Regions from separate parts of the Homo sapiens genome. Here region 2 is linked to region 1. Evidence: chromatin contacts called from ENCODE Hi-C or POLR2A ChIA-PET data. All regions are on one chromosome and are shown on one strand. The core of a region is the stretch at or near the end of the contact, and the rest is flanking DNA. Distances in the headings are between cores, read along the strand shown.

The links. Hi-C counts contacts between places; a loop is a spot of excess contacts on that map. ChIA-PET counts read pairs that join two places held with the same protein, here RNA polymerase II (POLR2A). Pooled maps may share reads with other maps.
Region 2: a loop to region 1 is called in a pooled map, with 2.3 times the contacts of the local background. The contact joins two enhancer-like sites. A Hi-C loop is called at or near these places in 5 of 50 pooled maps. POLR2A ChIA-PET finds 5 or more read pairs at or near these places in 5 of 52 experiments (B cell, CD4-positive, alpha-beta T cell, H1 and 2 more).

Annotation. Positions count from the first base shown.
Region 1 is chr4:6,873,030-6,880,356 of GRCh38, reverse strand. It overlaps KIAA0232, which reads right to left. Exons shown (of 10, transcript NM_014743.3): 9 at 3,600-3,697. Among named protein-coding and RNA genes, the nearest start is that of TBC1D14, 33 kb to the left of the region's middle. RefSeq lists a silencer at 6,139-6,298. Within about 2 kb of position 4,761, at least 8 of the 41 ENCODE cell types and tissues checked have a DNase peak (open chromatin) inside an H3K27ac peak, as active enhancers do.
Region 2 is chr4:6,971,168-6,978,223 of GRCh38, reverse strand. The region is part of intron 3 of TBC1D14 (TBC1 domain family member 14); the gene reads right to left. Among named protein-coding and RNA genes, the nearest start is that of TBC1D14, 65 kb to the right of the region's middle. RefSeq lists enhancers at 4,255-4,893, 4,894-5,531, 6,809-7,056 and a silencer at 4,988-5,282. Within about 2 kb of position 3,668, at least 2 of the 41 ENCODE cell types and tissues checked have a DNase peak (open chromatin) inside an H3K27ac peak, as active enhancers do.

The DNA.
Region 1 (7,327 bases), core at 3,512-6,011:
GGGAAGGGAGTTTGCAGTGACACAGTACAGATGGTGAGGCGACACTACAGACCTGTGTGTTGGGAAGGGAGTTTGCAGTGACACAGTACAGATGGTGAGGGGACACTGCAGACCTCTGTGTTGGGAAGGGAGTTTGCAGTGACACAGTACAGATGGTGAGGGGACACTGCAGACCTCTGTGTTGGGAAGGGAGTTTGCAGTGACACAGTACAGATGGTGAGGCGACACTACAGACCTGTGTGTTGGGAAGGGAGTTTGCAGTGACACAGTACAGATGGTGAGGGGACACTGCAGACCTCTGTGTTGGGAAGGGAGTTTGCAGTGACACAGTACAGATGGTGAGGCGACACTACAGACCTGTGTGTTGGGAAGGGAGTTTGCAGTGACACAGTACAGATGGTGAGGGGGCACTGCAGACGGGTGTGTTGGGAAGGGAGTTTGCAGTGACACAGTACAGATGGTGAGGGGACACTGCAGACCTGTGTGTTGGGAAGGGAGTTTGCAGTGACACAGTACAGATGGTGAGGGGGGGCACTGCAGATGGGTGTGTTGGGAAGGGAGTTCTTTGGAGAAGAGGCCCGCTCAGCTGAGAAGCCAGCCATGCAGAGGTGCCAACACTCTGTGGTGTCGGACTGTCTCCCCTACACCAGATGGTCAGCATCTCTGGACCCCAGGACATGAGATGCAGTGGTGGCCCCTCCTCAGTCACAGTCATTACAAAGCTCCCCTCACCCTGCCATAGTAACTAGCAGCACTCCCACCTCATTTCCAAATGGCAGCATTGCCCCTGGTTGAGAACCCCTGAGGCAGAAGCACAGAAAAGCCACACAGAGTAAGGGGAGAGCAGAGACAGATGAGGTCAAAGGCAGACGGGGGCAAAACATACAGGGCTGTAGAGGCGTGGCGGGGAGTTTGGATCTGTCTCAAATGCAACAGCAAAGTGACATCATGGTTAGCAGTATGGGTCCTAGAGGCAGACTGCTGAGGTTCAGAGTTCAGGTCCACACTGAAGCTGTGGCTCTCTGGCCTCGGATACACGGCGCCTGATGTTTTTGTGCTTCACTTTCCTATTTTGCAGAACAGGCATGACAACAGTACCTACCTCACAGGGTCGTTGTGAGGACTGAACAAGATACTGCTCGTGAGGTCATTCTGTCTGCTGTGTGGAGAGAAGGCTGGAAAGGATGACGAAAGCAGGAAGGACAATGAAAAGACCATGGCAGCTGTTCAGGAGCAGGGACAGTGGCTTGAACAAAGTGGTAATGATGGAGAGGAGGAGAAGTGGGAGATGCGAAGTGGCTGACAGCGGGGAACGGTCAGGACTGGCAGGCAGACTGTGTGTGGAAGATGAGAGAGAGGACTGGGGAATATGTCTCAGTTTGGGGTTTGAGGCTGGAGGGATGATGTGAACTAGTCACTGAGGAGAGAGCTGGTGGGGGCCTCAAACATCTGCCTTCATGTGTGGAGCCGGACAGGTCAGTGGGCAGCAGGACGTGGACGATGATGCTACAGGTGCTTGGGCAGACAGTTCTCACAGGACTTGAATGGACACTGACAGATGGTTAATACTGAGTGTCAACTTGATCACATGCCGTGTGATTCAAGTTAACGGGAAACTACAACAGCCCAGTCCAGACAGGATACAAATGGCTCAGACTCTTTAGGAATGAAGGTTTAGGTCACTCCACCGGGAAAAAACCACAACCTGCTGAGGTGCTTGCTGAAGGCAAAGGGAATACAGAATGGGTAGTAGAAGAAGGTAGTCATCAATACCAGCTACGACCATGTGACCAGGTGCAGAAACCAGGACTGTAATTGTCTTGAGGAGTATTTCCTCCTTCGTTAAAAACACGTTTGTGCATGTATACACTTGTACTAAGAAAATCTCATTTTATTTTTTGTCCTTTATCATGTGACACAAGATTTATGTATGTATATATTTATGTATGTATGTATGTATGTATGTATGTATGTATGAATGAATGATGGAGTTTTGCTCTGTCACCCAGGCTGGAGTGCAGTGGTGCGATCTCAGCTCACTGCAATCTCTACCTCCTGGGTTCAAGCAATTCTCCAGCTTCAGCCTCCCAAGTAGCTGGGATTACAGGGGTGCACCATCACGCCCGGCTAATTTTTGTATTTTTAGTAGAGATGGGGTTTCGCCATGTTGGCCAGGCTGGTCTTGAACTCCTGACCTCAGGTGATCTGCCCACCTTGGCCTTCCAAAATGATGGGATTACAAGCGTGAGCCACAGCGCCCGGCTGACATAAGATTTATTGACTTCATATCAGCATTTAAGTATTGTTAACTCTATGTAATAGTACTTGGGTTTGGGATTGGTGCTTTTCCGGTTGTATGAAGCATAGCTGTATTATGTTAGGTATAATTATGACCTTATTGTCTTTATTTGAAGATTACATATAATTTCAGGAGATGTGTATGGGTTCAAATTGACAAGGGGTGGACTTGTTATGGTTAATACTGAGTGTCAACTTGATTGGATTAAAGGATGCAAAGTACTGATCCTGGGTGTGTCTGTGGGGGTGTTGCCAAAGGAGATTAACATTTGATCCAGTGGGCTGGGAAAGGCAGACCCACCCTTCATCTGGGTGGGCACCATCTAGTCAGCTGCCAGCGTGGCTAGAATATAAAGCAGGCAGAAAAATGTGAAAAGACTAGACTGGCCTAGCCTCCCAGCCTACATCTTCTCCCATGCTGGATGCTTCCTGCCCTCGAACATCGGACTCCAAGTTCTTCAGTTTTGGGACTGGGACTGGGACTGGCTCTCCTTCCTCCTCAGCTTGCAGATGGCCTATTGTGGGACCTTGTGATCGTGTGAGTTAATACTTAATAAACTCCCCTTTGTGTATATATATACCTATTCCATTAGTTCTGTCCCTCTGGAGAACCCTAATACACTGACAATTCACACCAAATAAAAAGAATTTTCCTTAGGTTCATTTGCCTGCCTGCCTCTTAACCGGGGAAGGTCTAAGACGAGACTAAACCAGGCGGAGGCCCCGCTCCCGCCTTCGTGGTGCCCACAGGCTTGTGGAAGAGGCAGACATGCAGAAACGGAACGCAAGTACATGCTCTGGCTACAGCAAGAAGAGTCGTGCACAGAGTGCAGGAGGACACGGAAAGGGCGGGATCGTTCTGCAGAAGCCGGGACAGCGGCAACAAGCACACTGGCAAGGCTGCCTCAGGGTGCACTTTCAAAGAGGACAAGGCTAGGTCTCCCACTTATTAGGTAAACAAAAAAAAAAAAGATGAAAAGTGTGCCCACCCAAGGAGCAACAGGGTCAGCTCTGCATTTGTAATGCAATGCCCTCGGGCAGTAGTGTAGAGCCAAGACTGGGGAGAGAGCTGGGGATTCTTCAGGAAGCACTGGCAGTCAACAGTCAAGGGGGTTTGGAAGCGGGGGAGAATGCAGACTCAGAACAAAGGCCAGAGAACAGGAAGTCTGCACCCACAGGCCTGGCTGGTTCCTGGGAGAGGTGGGGTCCACTCACATGACTCCCAGGTTTTTGACTACAGTGACAACTGGAGGTGGTGGCTGTTTGTAAGTTAATGACGAGGAGGAGGACAGTCCACTTACCCTATTAAAATCTAACAGGCGCTCTTCATTACTGGGTGTCTCTTTAGCATCTGGATATTCTTCTAAACCACTCTCTCCCTTGGCATTTGTGTAACATTCTTAATCATTTGGAATGGAGAAGGGAAAAGAGGGAAAGGGGGAAATTCCATTAAGACACAGTTATGAAACATACATTCTTGTTTCATTTTTCACTAAAAAGCTACATCAGTTAGGTCTCCCAACCCTTCGGAGGTTTTAAGTCGTCACTAAAAGCACAGCCAGGCAGGTGTGTAAGAGAAAAAAAACGCTATGCTGACAAAAAATTCTTGGTTTGGTGAGTTAAAAAAAGAAATAGGCCAGCATAACCATACACTCCTGTTATTCTACCAGGAGGCACTCATTGGACAAGCTTCTATTCACACCTGTAATGTGATCGGCCCTGGGAACACACGACAGAGAGACCCACAGGGCCCATGCTCTCCACAACAAATGGATGGAGGAGACAGATGGTGCATCATAGCACGTTCATAGGACAGAGGAACAAAGGAAGCTCAGACAGAAGGGAACGCAATGGAGAAACGACACAGGGTCACGTCCTTGTGTGTTCTTCCTCAACAACATACTGAACCATGTATCACATCTATGAATAGGAAAAAGAAATGGTGCTAGCGATTCCATCAGGCAAATGGCCCCACAAAATGGGAAAAAAACTGGGATGAGAAGATATCAAACAAATCCAACGAGCCCAGTAGTTCTCAACCCTGGCTGCATATTCTCATCATCTGGGGGCTTTAGAGAGGCTTAGACTCCTGCCAGAGATTCCAAATGAACTGTCCTGGGCAGGGGCTGGGCACTTTCTGAAAAGCAGATTTGCTCCCAGGCAATTCTAATGCACTGAGAACTGCTGGTCTTCATCCAGAACAGCCTCTTACTCCCCTTACCTCCATGAGAAACATAGCTGGGGCAGAGGCACAGTGCAGAGTAAAAGGAGGAACTTGGCCAGGGTTTTGGACTCTGGCATTGACATTCATGGTGCATTAAGTCCTTTAACACCCTTGAGCATCTACTTCCTCAAAACCAGATCACACCCCCCATCCCCTGCCACAGAGTTGCCACAAGGTAGTTTGACGAGATGACATGCCTGCCCCTTGCACAACACCCCAAAGGACAAGGCTGGAGCAAGTGACTGCTGCGCCCTTCTACCTTGGCACAGAGTAGCGAGGCTGTGCCAAGGGTAAGACCATCTGGGCCCTGCTGGGCTGCTTCCTGCAGCTGCACTGGCCACATGGAAGACTCTCCACAGCTGTTCTCTCTGACGGCTCCAAGAACTCCAAGTTACTAGTTGAGGTTCATGAGAATACCCCAGGCTCTGGGATTAGACAGACTTCAGTCAATTCCAGGTCATGCTATTTACTTGTGATGTAACTTTGCACAAATTATTTAACCTCTTTGAGCCCTAGTATCCTCATCTCTAAGATGAGAACATCACCATTTTCCCTCCTACATTTCTGTGCAAATTCAAAGAGGTGAAGCCTCAAGCACAGTGCCGGGCACACACATTGCACCCATGACCGCTGCTTATCAAAGCCATAGGCTTGGAGGCGTGGTTGCCCTAGGGCGGCTGGGGAGGATGCCATGTGTCCTCTGCTGAGGCTGGGAGGAACCCTGGCTTCATCTCTCCTAAGGAGGCATCTTTTCCTTGGCTGACTTCTCACTCCATGGCCCACTCCATATGGCCACCACTTATACTGGCTGAGGGGCATGGAGTGGATAGGACATGGTTTCCTTGACAAGGATAGCTCAGAGGCAGGCAGGCCCATCTCCACACCCCACTCCTTCATTTTCTCTTCCTGCTTTAGGAATTCTGTACATACAAGAGGGTTTTATTGTGCCACAGGGTATTTGGAAAAGGTGATGCTGAACTGCTGCTGATAGTCTTCATGATGCTCAAGTTGACCACCACCCTGTTTCGGGCTATGACATGCCAGCCACTGTTCTAGGCACTTTACCTTACAATGAGGGCATTCTTCTAGCCTCCTTTTATACATACAGACTACAGAGGCACAGAAAGGCTCAGTCAGCACCCAAAGCCTAATAGCTGGGGAAAGAAGCTCTGGATTCCAATACAGTTCTCAATCCTGGGCCTTTCACCACCTGTCTGTACTGCTTCCCTGCAGGACTCTCTGTCTTTAATGCTAAAATCATCCAGACGCTTACATTACTCGAGTCTTGAAAGCACTGAAAATCCAGGGGCGTGAGCTGTGGAGACTGCTGTTTGGGACGGCACTCCTGGTGCACAGAGTCTACAAGGCCCTCTGTGGTCTGGCTCCCAGCTGCCTGGCTGGCCTCATCCCCACCACACTCCCATGCCATCCCTTCTTTGCCAGTCATGTTGGGGGCATACCCAATGCATTCCTGTCCCTGCACAAGCCACTGCTGCCTGGCACCTCTCCCTGCAGGCAGCCCCAGCTGTCACATGGTCTGTGCCCTATTTCCTCAAGTCCCTGTTGAGAAGGTACCTGAGCAGGGGGAGGACAGGGACACGATCTGTTTGCCTATGCATTCCCAAGTCTAGAACAGTGCCTAACCCAAGTGCTGAAGGGATGCACATATGAATGCGCAGCAAGGCCAGCAGGGGGCAGACTGCACAAAGCTGGGGCTTTCTTATATGGTTACCTGAACAAGCTGCCTCTTTTCTGAGCCTGTTTCCTCGCCTTACTGTAAAGGGGACAATGCTACTCTTCCTTTCCAGAGATGCTGTGAGCTCCCAGGTCAGCCCCTGGCTCAGAGCAGCAACTGCTTGTGATGAATCATATCCAATATTAGAAGCATTAGGAGTCCCCAGCCACTTCTGCTGAGTAGGTAAGTGACTACCTGTTTTCTTGGCTATCCTTCTGAGACTAAATGCCCCAACCCACATAAGCTAAAGAAGGATGCTTCATGATGCTACAGGGCAAATATGCAGGGACTTAACTCACAGTGTGAGCTAAAGGTCATTCAAAAGAAATAATTACCAGTATTTATGCACTGAGAGTTTCTCTATATACCACTTCACTGTAAAAACAAAAATATTATGTACAAACACCAGTATCCACTAAGAGACTGTACAGATAACCAGGAACCTAGAGCTAAGAGGTGAAACTGGATTCTTTACTAACTAATGACAGAAAACTGGACTAAGGGTGCTAAGGTTGCCCTTTACTAAAGAAACATGAACTCTGTGTCTCAAAATCATCCTATGCCACTGCAAGGAATTGGTTCTTTTCCACAAGGTGGCATCCTCCTCTCCCTCCTAGCTCTTCCTGAGAGGTCCTCTGTGGCACAGCTGTGGCCACATCCCACCTTCATTCCATTAACTGTGTCTGTGTCTTGTACTTGCCCAGTTTACCAGACTGGACACACATGAAGGGAAGCTCTGTGTGTCCTACTCCTACTGCCCTGGCATCTACCTTGGTACCAAGTGCAGGCAGCTGCTGTAGAGGGCAAAACTTCTGGACCACAAGAATCACAACCTACATTCTAGCCCATGCTTAATAGTTAACTGTGTGATTTCGGGCAAATTACAGTACTAAACTTGAGACTCAGCTTCCTCATCTGAAAACTAGCGGGGGGCATCTCCTAAGGTTCTTGTGGGAATTATGTAAAAGAAAAGCTTGAGAGCACCTTGCACGCAACCAAGGCTGTCCAGATATGAGCTAATGGTAGGGCGGCAGCAGCAACGGGCCTTCAATAAACGCTGTTCAATCAAC
Region 2 (7,056 bases), core at 2,419-4,918, 99 kb before region 1:
TGGTGGCCGGGCAGAGGGGCTCCTCACTTCCCAGTAGGGGCGGCCGGGCAGAGGCGCCCCTCACCTCCCGGACGGGGCGGCTAGCCGGGCGGGGGGCTGACCCCCCCACCTCCCTCCCGGATGGGGCGGCTGGCCAGGCGGGGGGCTGACCCCCACCTCCCTCCCAGACGGGGTGGCTGCCGGGCGGAGTCGCTCCTCACGTCCCAGACGGAGTGGCTGCCGGGCGGAGGGGCTCCTCACTTCTCAGACGGGGCGGTTGCCAGGCAGAGGGTCTCCTCACTTCTCAGACGGGGCGGCCGGGCAGAGACGCTCCTCACATCCCAGACGGGGCGGCAGGGCAGAGGCGCTCCCCACATCTCAGACGATGGGCGGCCGGGCAGAGACGCTCCTCACTTCCTAGATGGGATGGCGGCCTGGCAGAGACGCTCCTCACTTCCTAGATGGGATGGCGGCCTGGCAGAGACGCTCCTCACTTCCTAGATGGGATGGCGGCCTGGCAGAGACGCTCCTCACTTCCTAGATGGGATGGCGGCCTGGCAGAGACGCTCCTCACTTCCTAGATGGGATGGCGGCCGGGCAGAGACGCTCCTCACTTTCCAGACTGGGTAGCCAGGCAGAGAGGCTCCTCACATCCCAGACGATGGGCGGCCAGGCAGAGACGCTCCTCACTTCCCAGACGGGGTGGCGGCCGGGCAGAGGCTGCAATCTCGGCACTTTGCGGGGCCAAGGCAGGCAGCTGGGAGGTGGAGGTTGTAGCGAGCCGAGATCACGCCACTGCACTCCAGCCTGGGCACCATTGAGCACTGAGCGAACGCGACTCCGTCTGCCATCCCGGCACCTCGGGAGGCCGAGGCTGGCGGATCACTCGCGGTTAGGAGCTGGAGACCAGCCCGGCCAACACAGCGAAACCCCGTCTCCACCAAAAAAATACGAAAACCAGTCAGGCGTGGCGGCGCGCACCTGCAATCGCAGGCACTCGGCAGGCTGAGGCAGGAGAATCAGGCAGGGAGGTTGCAGTGAGCCGAGATGGCAGCAGTACAGTCCAGCTTTGGCTCGGCATCAGGGGGAGACCGTGGAAAGAGAGGGAGAGGGAGACCGTGGGGAGAGGGAGACCGTGGGGAGAGGGAGACAGTGGGGAGAGGGAGAGGGAGAGGGAGAGGAGGGAGAGGGAGAGGAGGGAGAGGGAGAGGAGGGAGCGCCCTGATTTTCTTCTCCGGGATTGATAGTCCATTGGGGAACTCAACTATTTATTTAAAATTGTGTTTCCCAGGAAATGAGAGTTATGTATATTCAACTGTGGTTTTGTGAATGTCTTTATATTTATGGTGTTTTAAGTCACCAACTTTGCATTATAATTATACGGCAAATTGTTTATTGCTCTTTCTACTCTAATCGTGTTATAGCACATTGTTATTGTATATTTAAAGGCAACATCTACTTGCTTTCAGTTAAAACAAAAGGAAAATAGTCTACTGTATTTATCCAGATCCTGACAATTTCTGCTCCCCTTCTTTCCTGATGTTCCAAGTCTCCTCCTAGCATACAGGCCCTTCTATCTGAACAACTTCTTTCAGCAAGTCTGCTGCTGGCAACAAATTCTTCGTTTTTCATCACCTGAGAATATCTTTATTTCACTTTCATTCCTGAAGGGCATTTTTGCTGGATACAGAATTTGGGTTGACAGTTCTTTTCGGCGCTCTAACAATATCGTTTTACTTTTTCTGGCCTCCACGGTTTCTGATGAGAAATTCAGTCAAATTGTTATTCCCCAATAAGTATGACATTGTTCTTCTCTGGTTGCTTATATGATTTTTTTGTCTTTATTTTCAGCAATTTGGTTATGATGTATCTGGACATGGACTTCTTACTTTTTAGAGTTTATTTTGTTTGGCGGCCACTGAATTTCCTGAATCTATAGGTTTCTATCTTTTGCTAAATGTGGGAGATATTCAGCCATCATTTACTCCAATAGTTGTCTGCATCATATTGTTTCTCCTCTCCTTCTGACACTCCAGTGACAGTGTTATACTTTTTAGTACTGCCCCACATGTTCCTAAGGCTCTGTTCATTTTTTAAACTCATTTTTTTCTCTGTACTATGCAGACTGGATAATTTCTGTTTTTTGTTTTGTTTTGAGACAGAGTGCTCTGTCACCCAGAATGGAGTGCAGTGGCACGATCTCGGCTCACTGCAACCTCCGGCTCCTGGGTTCAAGTGATTCTCCTGTCTCAGCCTCCCAAGTAGCTGGGATTACAGGCACCTGCCACCACACCTGGTTAATTTTTGTATTTTTAGTAGAGATGGGGTTTCGCCACATTGGCCAGGCTGGTCTCGAACTCCTGAGCTCAGGTGATCCACCCGCCTCAGCCTCCCAAAGTGCTGGGATTACAGGTGTGAGCCACCACTCCCAGCCTGGATTGGATAATTTCTATTGATCTTAAAATTCCTTCACTCTTTCCTCTACCATCTCCATTCTGCTATTGAGCCTGTCTGGTTAGTTTATTTCAGTTAGTGTATTTTTCAGTTACAAAATTTCCACTTAATTCTTTTTATAGTTTCTTTTCCTTTACTGATACTTTCTATTTTCCCATCTCAGAAGTGTGCACCCTTACTTGTTGGAGCATTTTTATAATGACTGCTTTAAAGTCTATTGAATAATTCCAACATCTGTGTTATCTCGGCAGTGGTGTCTTGATTATTAAAAGATGATCCTGGCCAGGCGCAGTGGCTCACACCTGTAATCCCAGCACTTTGGGGAGGCTGAGGCAGGCAGATCACTTGAATCCAGGAGTTCAAGACCAGCCTGGGCAACATGGCAAAACCTTGTCTCTACAAAAAATATACAAAATTAGCCAGGTGTGGTGTCACGTGCCTGTAGTCCCGGTTACTCACGAGGCTGAGATGGGAGGATCGCTTGAGCCTGGGAGGCAGATGTTGCAGTGAGCTGAGATGCGCCACTGCACTCCAGCCTGGGGGACAGAGCAAGACCCTATCTCAAAAACAAAAAACAGGCCGGGCGCGGCGGCTCATGCCTGTAATCCTAGCACTTTGGGAGGCCAAGATGGGCGGATCTCTTGAGGTCAGGAGTTCAAAACCAGCCTGGCCAACATAGTGAAACCCTGTCTCTACTAAAAATACAAACAAGTTAGCCAGGCATGGTGACGGGCGCCTGTAATCCCAGCTGCTTGGGAAGCTGAGGCAGGAGAATCACTTGAACCTGGGTGGCAGAGGTTGCAGTGAGCTGAGATCACACCACTGCACTCCAGCCTGGGCAACAGAGCAAGACTCCATCTCAAACAAAACAAAACAAAACAAAAACAAACAAACAAACAAAACAGACACACAAAAAAAGACGATCCTATCTGAACCTATTCTGATTCAGAGGAAATTTTTTTTTTTTAAAGATGATTCTAGTTCTTAAGCCAATTAATTTTGAACTGCATTCTAGACATTTTCAATATTGTGTTAAGAAACTCTGAATTTTCTCTCAACCCTTGGGAGAATGTTGACGTTTTTATCTTAGTAAGCAATTTATGCAGTTAGATTCCACACACAAGTTCCAGCCAGCCTTCTGTGAGTTGTGGTTCCCAAGTCAGCTGTTTTCAAAGCCTTTGAAGCGCTTTTTGGATCCATCCTGCCTGTGCACCATCCAGTGGCCAGTTAGGGAACTGCATGGTGGTCTATCCCAGAGATGAGTTCTCCAAGTCTACGTAAGCTACTCAGCGTCAGATCTGGGTACCCACAACATGACGAGAAGTCTGGGAGTTCATTAACACCTTAAAGGGTTACCTTCCTGAGCTCCTCCTCTCTGCAATCCCCCCAGTACTTTCTAGTTTCCTGGGTCTCCCCTTTTCTGGTTCTCTAGCCACACGCTTCCCACAACTGCATCCATATCTGGGCCAGGTAATGGGGAGAGAGAGAGAATAAAGCATCGGGGGGTTCACACTTTACCCCTTGGAAACAAAATTCTTCTAATCAGCTCCCCTTTTCTGGGAGTCTCAGGCTCCCATCAGCTGCTGCTCTCATAAGAATGCCTGAGGGCTGGGGTGCAAGAGGACAGAGTAAAAAATAAAACTAGGCCTGGGCGCAGCGGCTCATGTCTGTAATCCCAGCGGCTCATGTCTGTAATCCCAGCACTCTGGGAGGCCAAGGCAGGTGGATCACCTGAGGTCAGGAGTTCGAGACCAGCCTGGCCAACATGATGAAACCCCATTTCTACTAAAAATATAAAAATGAGCCGGGGGTGGTGGTGCACGCCTGTAGTCCCAGCTACTCAGGAGGCTGAGGCAGGAGAATCACTTGAACCCAGGAGGTGGAGGTTGCAGTAAGCCAAGATTGCGCCACTGCACTTCAGCCTGGGTGACAGAGTGAGACTCTGTCTCAAAATAAAATATAAATATAAATAAATAAATAAAACTAAAAAATGGGGTTTCTTCATTCTAAGTGTTAGAGACCCATTCGCCAAGTCAGAAGTACAGAGCTTCTCCTGGTGCTCTCTGTCCACATTAAGACCTATTCCTGGGTTTGGGTCTGCCTGAGTTCAGGCTGAGAAATATTGGAAGGGAAAAAAAAATTGGTAAACTCAGTACCAATCCAGTGGTACTTCAAATTCTGGTCTTCTTCCCCAACTCACCTGCCACTGTTTACTTTCCAGAATCTCAAATAGCTGCTCCATGCTTTCTGTTCAGGTTTTATATCTGCATTCATTGGGTGACACCGGGTGGAATGTGCTTATTCCGTCTAACCTGGGACCGGGACCTGTTCACTTCTGTAAGCTCTTTCAAACCCATTTTGCAAAGGCGTAAGGGATAATGAAAGTGAAGTTTTTTCTTGTTATTTTAGAATTTGCCTGTAGGCCAGCAGCCAATTACTTCCACTGACCACCAAGACCTATCCTTGCTGCAATCTACAATGTTTTGAGACTTTTGGAGTACCCCAGACTTCTCAGAGGTGAGGAGAGAAAATGTCACTGTCCTGGATCTGCCTTCTTCTGGGATTCTTGCTTTAAAATCTAAGAGCTGACTTGAAATTCCAGAAGGCCGCCCAAGACATTCCAGGCTATACAAATGCTAACACAACAGGCCATGTACTCATCGGTGCTCACATGACAGGGTTTCATCCAGGACACTGAAACCTACAAGCCTATCCTCCCTGCGGCTATCTTTCCAACAATCAGCAGCACCCTCAGAGTCCAACCAGGACATTAACTTTCCGCTCAACCTCATTTCCAACAACGACGTCAATCCCTACAGCCTATGTACACAGTGTTATGTCGGAAAGAGTTACCGAGTCTGTTGTAAAGCATCCCCACGTATTTTCAGCCCTGAGCCTCTGACACCTGCTCAAATTACAAAGCATCACTTTTACTTTTTAAATGGTCATTTTTGGGCAGGAGGTAGGTCCCAACTGGAGACAGGGCGGCAGCCTGACCGCTGAAGCTTCGAGTCCAGCTGAGATGCCCCAGGGGTGTCCAAGAGAGAGAATACAGTCATGGGTTCTTAGTTTCTGTTTCTGATTGGGCCAGTAAAGCCCCTTCCTCATCCCTCTTTTCCGCTTCTAGATACAGAAAACAAAAACCATAGCTTCAGACTGCTAAAAGCCTCAACAAAGCAGAACAACAAAAAACTAAGGCGGGTTGGACAAGCTTGCCCTAGAGGGTGACAGTGGACAGGGAAGGGCCTTCCAGGCACTCTAACATTTAGAGGATGGGGAAGATGAGGGACCTAGCAAAGGAAACCGAAAAGGTGGGCGAACGGGCAGCCTGGAAGCCGAGGCAAGAAAGTCACTCAAGGAGCCGGGGTAATGCTGCTGATGGCCAAGGAAGACGAGGGCTGAGAACAGACGCTTGCATTTGGTGGCCGGCGGCTGACAGTCACTTGAAACAGGTGACCTCAGAGATAAGAATTGCTTATCACCGCAATTCTTCACAACATTGATCACAACTATAATTATATGTAGAGTTATTTGTTTAAATCTGTCTTTTCCTTGACCCATGGTAAATTCCAACGAAGGCAAGGGCCACAGAAGTCTTTGCCCTTCACTGTAATCTCAGGATGGATCTACTCAGAGGCTCAAATCTGTGAAACAAACAAAAGGGCCATGGAATCCAAGAAAGAAGGTTCCCCTTTACTCACAAGGCAAAGGACTGCACTTCCGAGGCAGTGTCACCATCCATGCTGCCCTGGCCAGAGTCCAGCTCATACAAAGCCAGCAACCAGAGGCCTGAAGGCAGCTCTCTCCAAATACATGCTCCCATCTTTATCCACAATAACTTCTCCGGTTCACCAGCAGTTACTGAAATTTGCCTGGCCGGTGGGCTTTGGGCCCTTTATTTAACCTGCTGTGGCAAAGATGGCTATTTTCCTTCCAATAGCTAACATTCTCTTCCTGCATACCGATAGTTCTTAAATTTTGGCATGCATTAGAATGACCTGTAGCTTCTGTTAAAACAAAACTTGTTGGGCCCCAGCCCCAGAACTTGGTTTGATGTGTCTGGAGTAAGGCCCGAGAACGTGCATTTCTAGCAAATGCCCGGGTGATGCTGATGTGACTACTCCGGGGACCGCAACTGGACAGCCACTGTTGTACTGTTATTCTCCTACCCGTGGTCATTTTTGTTTCCCCTGTTAAGAAAATCGCTCTCAAACTACCATCGAGGTTAACAAAAAATATGACTTAATTTTCAAAATGTTTATGCAATTTGAAAAGATAACTAAAAGTTAACATTTCAATATTTCCCCAAAATAGTAATATATAAGGCCCAAGCCAAAAGAATGCAGCCCAGTTAGAATAAAATCCGATGTACTGGGCAAATGTCCTGGGCAAACCACATATGGGATCAACACCACAAATCGGACCTATTGATTAAAAGTCAAGACATCCATTCCTTGACTAGTAACGCCGGGCGACTCACTGTGTTCAACCCTGGGCAAAAATACACCACATGCGCATTATCCCTTAGTGTAGAACAATTAAGCAAGTAGATGTCATAATGCCTGTTTAGCAGATGAGGAAACTGAGAAGTAGTCATTGGCTCAACAGAGACAAAAAGTGGTG